Linked DNA regions of Homo sapiens: region 2 is linked to region 1. Evidence: read pairs that join two places in POLR2A ChIA-PET (ENCODE). Cell type or tissue: GM12878. All regions are shown on one strand. Links, peaks and the distances in the headings refer to the core of each region. The heading gives the core; the rest is flanking DNA.

Region 1 (4,395 bases), core at 213-4,212:
CCAGGTGGAAGTGCTCTGAGCCGTGGCTGCTGTAAGTGCTTAAGACAGCAGAGAAGAAGTTACCCGTGACATGACACAGCCTTGGTGCAATTCCTAAACATTCCTGACACCTCCACAGAGCTGCCTGGAAAGGAACCATGCCAGCAGCAAACTGTTCTCTCAGTGCCCTTCCTCACCTCCCCATTCCCGCACTTTGCTGGTCGAAGTCAGACTCATCTTTAGTCAAAGAAAGGCATTCTTCAGCAACAGCATTGTCTTCCATCAAAATGGCAAAGATTTAAAAATGAAAATAGTGGTGGTGGGTGGCAGTGAGATAGAGGAGCTCCTACAATGTGAGTGGGAACATAATGGGCCAGTAAATACCCAAGGCCATAGAAATGTTCACACTCTTCGACCCAGCAGTTCCACTCCTCAGATTCTGCCCTAAGGGAATACCCAGATGCCACCACAGGTTTTATGTACTTCAATGCTCATTTCAGCATTATTCATAGTAGCAACCAATTTGGAAACTACCAAAATATCTGATAATGAAGTGATTACACAAACCCAAAGTACTGAATATTAAACAGCCATCAAATATTGTATTTTTAAAGAACATGTAATGGCCTAGGCAAAGACCCTTGACGTGTGAAATGAAAGATGAAAGTGCTGCCGAATTGTCTATATACAATGACTTCAATGTTGTTAAACATAGATACGAAGCCTGGAAGGATACTCCCTCAAATGTTTACTGTCGTTGCTCTGGATTAAGGATAGTTATAATTATCTTCTTTGTCCTTTTTTTTCTCAAATTTTCTTTTAGGCGCATATATTTTTAAGTTGGAAAAACGTATTAAAAATAAACAGTCCTATCACATCTCAAGGCTCAGCTTAAATTATACTTTTCCCTGGAAACTCTCCCACACGGGAATGACAAGCATTACAAAGATGTGGCCATTAACACGACAAGTTCCTGTAACTGTCAGACCTGGTCCTTGAACCCTGGCCCCTTGCGCTTCTTCTGTGGCATGCATCTCAGCCTTGCTTGAGTTTCTTAATCAAGTGTCTGCCCCACCAGCTGCCCTCTCTTCAGCCTGTCCTCCAGACAAGGACCAGAAGAGCAGGGACGAGTCTTTTTTTTCTGTTTTTCAGAAAAAAAGTGAATGTTTATCAAATTTGGTGAATATGATAAATCAGATTGTCCAGAGAATAAGAAATTCTAATTGTATGCAGAAAATCTAAGTCAGTGGAGCTCATATTCCAAGGTAAAGGGATGCCAAGATTAGGGGAGCTCACACCTGTAATCCCAGCACTTTGGGAGGCCAAGGCAGGAGGATCACTTTAGCCCAGGAGTTTGAGGCTGCAGTGCGCTATAATCATGCTGTTGCATTCCAACCTGGGTGACAGAGCAAAATCCTGTCTCAAAAAAAAGGGGGGGGTGGGGGTGGAGGGGGGAATGCCAAGATTAAGATCAAGACCTCTGCTTCTGAGTATAGCCAAGAGAAAGAGCTCAGCCAGGCCCTCAACATCAGTGCCAGCAACAGCCCCTCTTGCTCACCACATTTTACACACACTTGCTTTCTTGCTTGGTCTCTGGGTCATGGCAATCTCCTTCCAACCTCAGGGCCTTCACGCCTGTTCCCTTTGCATGGAAGCTTAGCCCCCTTCTAGCTGGGCATCTACTTATTCTCTGTCAAGTTTCAGCTCCATAATGGGCTGGTTAGGTCCCTCCCCATAGCTCTATTCTCTTCCTTGTACCATTACCACAATTGTCATTCTGCATTTGTGTGAACATTTGTTTTACGCCCACCTCTCCTGCTTCACTGTAATCTCCAGAAAACCAGGTCTGTCTTGTTTATGGCCGGTACCCGGCACCAGCCGCAGAGCTTGGCATAACCGTGGGCTGAATAAATGAGGTGAGATCAATTACATGGAAAGGACCTAATGCTTAGTAGGTATTTTTCCACCATTTTTCCCCTTCCTCAGATCTCAGAGCTGATCCACCTCCCTGTGTTCAAGCTGATGATCTGATTGTGGCATCAGACTTTTAGAGCTGACCGAAGCCAAGAGAGGCTACGTGGCAGCACTTAGCTCAGCCTGCTTTGCTGGGGCTGTTTATGGAGGGAAAGCACAGGATTCATTTGGCTCTAATCAGGTTAGGATCAGAGCACAGGGACTAGGAAAGGAATGCTGGGCGTAAGATCCAGACCATGTGACTGGGGTGACCTGGGCACAGTCATGGGGAGGCCACACTAGCAGAGTCAGGTTTTCACACTGTAGCCCAGCTGGGGTACACAGCTTGTTTGCAGTAGAGTAGGGCCCAAAGCCCAGGCTCCTGACTCCTGGCACAGTGCTCCAAAGAGCCAACACATGGTGTTGGAAACAATCCCAGGCTGGGCTCTGTTTTCCCACTGCCCAAATCTCTTCCAGGGAGCAGGTCTTGGTATGGCAGAAGGGAGTGGATAAAGCCTTTTCTACAACTCTTTATCACCAGGGCAGGAGATCCAGAGCTGCTGCTACCTTGGGTCCAGCTCAGTGCAATGACAATATTCCTTACATCTTTACACTGCTTTGTTATCTCCAAAGCATTGTCACTTTTGTTTTTCAGCCTCACAGTAATCCTGTGAGGATAGGCAAGCAGCTGATTAACCTCTTATCACGCATGAGAAAACAGAGGCCCAGAGGGGCGTGTCAACTTGCCCAGACCTTCATAGCTGGTCAGTGGAAGAGCCAAGCCCGGAAGCCAGGCCTCCTGACTCCCAGTCCAGAGTTGGTTCAGTATTTTTCACACACAACTGTGACACTCAAATCCGTGTGGTTTCTTGTAGCACTTTCTAGTCTGTGGCATCTCAGCACTGTTGAGGATTAGACGAACAGCCAGGGGAGGAGATGATGGGGTGATGGCTGTGCTGGCATGGCCTCCCCATGGCTTTGGCTGTGGCTGGGCCCCAGTTTCCGCCACCCTAGTCATGTGGTCCGGATCTCGGGGTTCAATGTTTGTGTCCTAGCCTCTCTGCTCTGATCCTGACTCTGATGAAAGGCAAAACAGATCCTGTGCTCTTCCTCCATAAATAGCCCCAGCAAAGCAGGTAAGACAGCCATGAGAAAGCCTAGGGAGTGTTTTTGACGCAGTTGGAACCAGGGGTTACTGGTACTGAAGAGGAAATGCACTTTCTGGTTAAGAAGACTTTGGACTGTGAAACAAAGACAGAGAAAGAGAGTTCAGAACCACTTAAGAGTCTGATACAGGGCTCATTAAGAACGAAGAATGATACTGGGAAAAGCCCAGCTTGGGGGTTGAGTTCTGACCTCCAGTCTGGTTTTCATGCTGTAACCTTAAGGAAGTCATTATGCGTCTTTGGGCCCTTTTTTTTTTTTTTCTTCTCCTTTTGAGACAAAGTCTCACTCTGTCACCCAGGATAGAGTGCAGTGGCACAATCTTGGCTCACTGCAACCTCCACCTTCCGGGTTCAAGTGATTCTCCCGCTCAGCCTTCTGAGTAGCTGAGATTATAGGCATGCACCACCATGCCTGGCTAATTTTTGTATTTTTAGTAGAGATGGGGTTTCTCCATGTTGACCAGGCTGGTCTTGAACTCCTGACCTCAAGTGATCCACCTGCCTCGGCCTCCCAAAGTGCTGGGATTACAGGTGTGAGCCACTGCACCCGGCCAAAACTGTGAGGGAGGCAGGGAGCCCATCACCCTCCTGGTGGTGGCCGGTCCCCTGCCCCGTCTTTGGGCTTTAATTTCCTTCTTTGTAAAATCGCAAGGGGAAAGGAAGGAATCAAGATATCAAGTGTCCGATTTTCCCACTTTGTCCTGACTGACCTGCACATTCTGTGACAGTGTCCATACATACATTACATGAATGATCACTTGGTAAAAAAATCCAAAGAAAGTAAGTCTTTGTTATATGGGACACCCTAAAATATAGTGTTTACGAGCTCCTTCTCTCTCAGGAGCCAGCCTCCCTGGGTTCAAATCCAAGCTTGCCACTTATTAGCTATGTGACCTTGGGCAAGTTACTAAACCCCTCTGTGTTTCAGTTTCCTCATACTCAATACAAGAATAATATTTGTACCATTGCATAGGGCTGTTATGGATCAAAGAACTTAAGAGAACTATAAGGCACTTAGGATAGAGCCTGACATATGGTAAACACTCATTAAATGTGACTCATCGTTACCTAGCAAAAGCTGATACTCTCCATTCCACTTAAACGAAATTGAATGATAACTGAAGATTTCCCTTGGCTAAAATATTTAAAACTATAATTATTTCAGATATAAACTAAGAAGTATAATCATTTTGAAGGTAAATCTTTCTAAAACACACCATAAAATGTCTTTTGTTTTGTTTTTTGAGACAGAGTCTGGCTCTGTTGCCCAAGCTAGAGTGCAGTGGTGCAATCTCAG
Region 2 (4,395 bases), core at 163-4,162, 78 kb before region 1:
TTTGTACTTTTTTTTTTTTTTTTTTTTGAGACAGAGTCTTGTTCTGTCGCCCAGGCTGGAGTGCAGTGGTGCGATTTTGGCTCACTGCAATCTCCACCTCCTGGGGTTCAAGTGATTATCCTGCCTCAGCCTCCTGGGTTCAAGTGATTATCCTGCCTCAGCCTCCTGAGTAGCTAGGACTACAGGCATGTGCCACCATGCCCAGCTAATTTTTTATATTTTTGGTAGAGACAGGGTTTCACTATGTTGGCCAGGTTGGTCTCGATCTCCTGACCTTGTGATCCGCCTGCCTCAGCCTCCCAAAGTGCTGGGATTACAGGTGTGAGCCACCTCGCCTGGCCTTGTACTCTTATTGTGGGCCCTGCAAAAGGCAGGAGCAGCCTGAGACCTTTAAGAGGGGACAGACTTGGCTGACTTTCCCTTTTGCCTTCTTCCTGCTGCCTCCTTCCCCTTCCCTGGGACATGGATGTAACTGTCGGATTTTGGCTGCCATCTTGTGACCATGAGGAAGAGGCCAAGTGAATGGCAGAAACTTAGGCTTGGCCACCCCCAAAACTGCACCAAACCCAATTCAGAAACCACCCACCCCCAGGCCCTTACCATTTGAGGGAAATGAATCACTATTTGATTAAGTCATTACCCAAAATTAGGGTTTTCTGTTACAAGCAGCCAAACACAAATTCCTAGACATAAATTCCAACAAGGGTACGGGGTATGTGACTCTCATCCCACTGCTTTTCTGATGCATCTCTCCCAGCTCGCAACACACTGACATGTTCATTCATTCATTCATTCATCCAATAAGCATCCACAAGAGTCTATTCTGGTCCAAGGCGTAGGATAGTGCTGTGCCTACCATGAGGAACTGGAAGAAATGTAGGGAGAGATTGCCATAAGGAGCTCACAGCCTCATGACAGAGACAAGATGGAAACGGTCGTAGATCCTTGCTTTACCTACAGTGTTAATTAGGACACAGGTCCAGATGTGTCATCAGGAACCCAGGCTAACAGAGGCTTAAACAAAAGAGGAGATCATACACAAGAGAATACTCTTAATCCATAAAAAAAAAAAAAAAAAAAAATCCTGTCATTTGCAACAACATGGATGGAACTGGAAGTTATTATGTTAAGTGAAATAAGCCAGGTACACAAAGACAAATATTGCATGTTCTCACTCATTTCTGGGAGCTAAAAAGTTGAACTTGCGGAATTCAACTTTTTAGAGTAGAATGATGGTTACTAGAGGCCGGAAAGAGTAGAGAGGGGGATAAAGTGGGGTTGGTTACTGAGTACAGACATATAGTTATGTAGAAGAAATAAGTTCTCGTTTGATAGCACAATAGGATGACTATAGTAAACAGCAATTTATTGTATATTTCAAATCAGCTAAAAGATTTGAAATGTTTCCAATACAAAGAAATTATAAATGTTTGAGGTGATGAATATCTTAAAGACCGATTTGATCACTACACAGTGGATGCATGTTTCAAAATATCACATGTACTCCATAAATATGTACAATGACTACGTATCAGTAAAAAAGAGAAGTTAATTTCTCTCAAGTGTAAAAGTCTGGGCTGGTATAGCAGCTGTGGCTCTAAGGTTGTCAGGGGCCCAATTGTAACTACCCAGTGGGTTCACCTTGCCCGCTGCCTAGACAGAGCTGATTTATCTTTATCAAGTCGGGAATTGCAACAGAGAAAGAGTAATTCATGCAGAGCCAGCTGTGTGAGAGATCAGAGTTTTATTATTACTCAAATCAGTCTCCCGAGCATTCAGGGAGCAGAGTTTTTAAGGACAATTTGGTAGGCTGGAGGATGCCAGTGAGCCAGGAGTGCTGATTGGTCAGAGATGAAATCACAGGGAGTCAAAGCTGGCTTCTTGCACTGAGTCAGTTCCTGGGTGGGGGCCACAGGATCAAATAAGCCAGTTTATTGATCTAGGTGGTGCCCCCTGATCCATTAAGTGCAGCATTTGCAAAGCATCTCAAGCATTGATCTTAGGAGCAGTTTAGGGAGGGTCAGAATCTTGTAGCCTCCAATTGCATGACTCCTAAACCATAATCTCTAATCTTGTGGCTAATGTTAGTCCTACAAAGGCAGTCTAGTCCCCAGGCAAGAAGGAGGTGTGCTTTGGGAAAGGGTTGTTTCAACTCCCTATGATTTCATCTCTGACCAATCAGCACTCCTGGCTCCACTGGCTTCCCCCTACCCACCAAGTTATCCTTAAAAACTCTGCTTGGGGAGACTGATTTGAGTAATAATAAAACTCTGGTTTAATGCACAGCTGACTCTGCACGAATTCCTCTTTCTCTATTGCAATTCCCCTGTCTTGATGAATCGAGTCTGTGTAGGCAGCAGGCAAGGTGAACCCCTTGGGCGGTTACAGGAATTGAGAACGCCAGACTTCAGTGGAAATTGAACGCTGGCCCATCTGCTAGGTTCACTGGCTAGCTCTGAATCTTGGTTCAGGAAACTGGCCTCACAACTCAGGATTCCAGTCCATGACCTTTCAGGTCTTCAGAAGGAGCTAAAGCTGTGTGTTTATTGTTAAGCCTATGAATCATAAATTTTTTGAACCAGAGTGAGTGTTATGATAGACATCTGAGTGAAGCTGTCCATTTTGATGTGGCTATTTTTATTCAAAGGACATGTTAATGTGGTACTTTTAACCCAGGTCATTTGGGGCTATATCAAAATGTAAAAACTGTTTTCTGTGCAAGCCACCTTTAATCCTGCCCTCCTTCCCAGCTTCAATCCACTGCTTGCTCTACTCCCTCCTCGCTATTGTCATTCAACTGCAAAATTTATGGCCTTAGCAAAGCGCCCATAATAAGTGGACCCTAGTAAAAGATCTGTAAATCCACCATTCCTCTCCCAAGGGAAATTTAATAAAAACGAACTCAGATAAAAACACTCATTAAGAATCGAAACAAAGATTGATAGTGTTTAATTTATAATTAATACATGTCTTTCTTTCTCTAGGATATTTGAAAATATTTTATTCTCATGATTTTTGACCAGTATCGAAGTGGTTCCACCAATTCTCGTATTTTAATAATGCCTGTGGTGTCTCTTTTCTTTGTACAAAGAGATTATATTTGAGGTTTCTTTTGGGTTGGTCCTTGGACTGGCAAATTTCCAAATGGCTTTGACTGAGCCATTTGGAAAGCTAATTCTTAGCCATTACCTTTCATTTTCCTTTCACTAGCTGACCTAACATAGGTAGAAATAATGAGGTTTTGTGGGGTTTATTTTTGACAACTTTAGTGGCTTTAAATGTCTTTAGCCCAATTTTTAAATGGTTGCAGATTTTAAGGTGTATTATCTACTAACACATCAAATGGAACCTCTGGGTCTTTAGTTGTCACAAACAGAATCACTTGAGCTGCAAGGAAAAACTTAAACCACTTCTGTTTGGTGTTTTTAACTCTTCATTGGCTAATTTCTTTTTTATTTATTTATTTATTTTTGAGATGGAGTCTTGCTCTGTCGCCCAGGGCTGGAGTGCAATGGCACCATCTCAGCTCACTGCAACCTCCGCCTCCCGGACTCAAGTGATACTCAGCCTCCCAAGTAGCTGGGATTACAGGCATGTGCCACCATGACCTGCTAATTTTTTTTTTTTTTTTTTTTTTTTAGACGGAGTTTCACTCTCGTTGCCCAGGCTGTAGTGCAACGGCACAATCTTGGCTCACTGCAACCTCCACCTCCCAGGTTCAAGTGATTCTCCTGCCTCAGCCTCCCTAGTAGCTGGGATTACAGGCATGTGCCACCACGCCCAGCTAATTTTGTATTCTTAGTAGAGATGGGGTTTCTCCATGTTGGTCAGGCTGGTCTCTAACTCCTGACCTCAGGTGATCTGCCCACCTCGGCCTCCCAAAGTGCTGGGATTACAGGCATGAGCCACCGCACTCGGCTAATTTTTGTATTTTTTTTTAGTAGAGGAGGAGTTTTGCCATGTTGGCCAGACTGGTCTCCAATGTCTAACCTCAGGTAATCCACCCACCTCGGCCTCCCACAGTACTGGGATTATAGGCATGAGCCACTGCATCCAGCCTCCTTGGCTAATTTCTTTTACAGTTTCTTTTCTTTTTTTTTTTTTTTTTACTAAATGGGGGAAAAAATAGTACTCAAGAAGACTGAATAGGTAGCATATAATCTATCCTGCTTCAAATCCATCACTGCAGTTGGCTCATTTTCTTCATCTGTAACAGGGAATAATAATGGTACATAATTCAAGGGTTTGAGCATTCAACTAAGATGCATAAAGTGCATAGCACAGTGCCTTGCACATAATAAATGGTCATTAAATGATAGCTATTTTTGTATTATTATTCTTTAGCACAAAATTAAATCCTAAATGTCTTACTCCCTCCAAAAGGGATTAAATTAT

The links. Peaks named below come from ENCODE experiments on the same cell type or tissue, not always from the same donor. Only the 100,000 strongest peaks of a DNase experiment are listed, where the experiment ranks them.
Region 2: POLR2A ChIA-PET joins it to region 1 with 5 read pairs; 3 of 35 experiments call an interaction of 5 or more read pairs at or near these places.

The regions. Positions count from the first base shown.
Region 1 is chr9:38,106,408-38,110,802 of GRCh38, reverse strand. No RefSeq gene overlaps it. Among named protein-coding and RNA genes, the nearest start is that of SHB, 39 kb to the right of the region's middle. RefSeq lists an enhancer at 2,813-2,992. In GM12878, for the core only: no CTCF peak of the experiment used is centred there; no DNase peak of the experiment used is centred there; H3K27ac peaks cover 367 bases.
Region 2 is chr9:38,184,599-38,188,993 of GRCh38, reverse strand. No RefSeq gene overlaps it. Among named protein-coding and RNA genes, the nearest start is that of SHB, 120 kb to the right of the region's middle. In GM12878, for the core only: no CTCF peak of the experiment used is centred there; no DNase peak of the experiment used is centred there.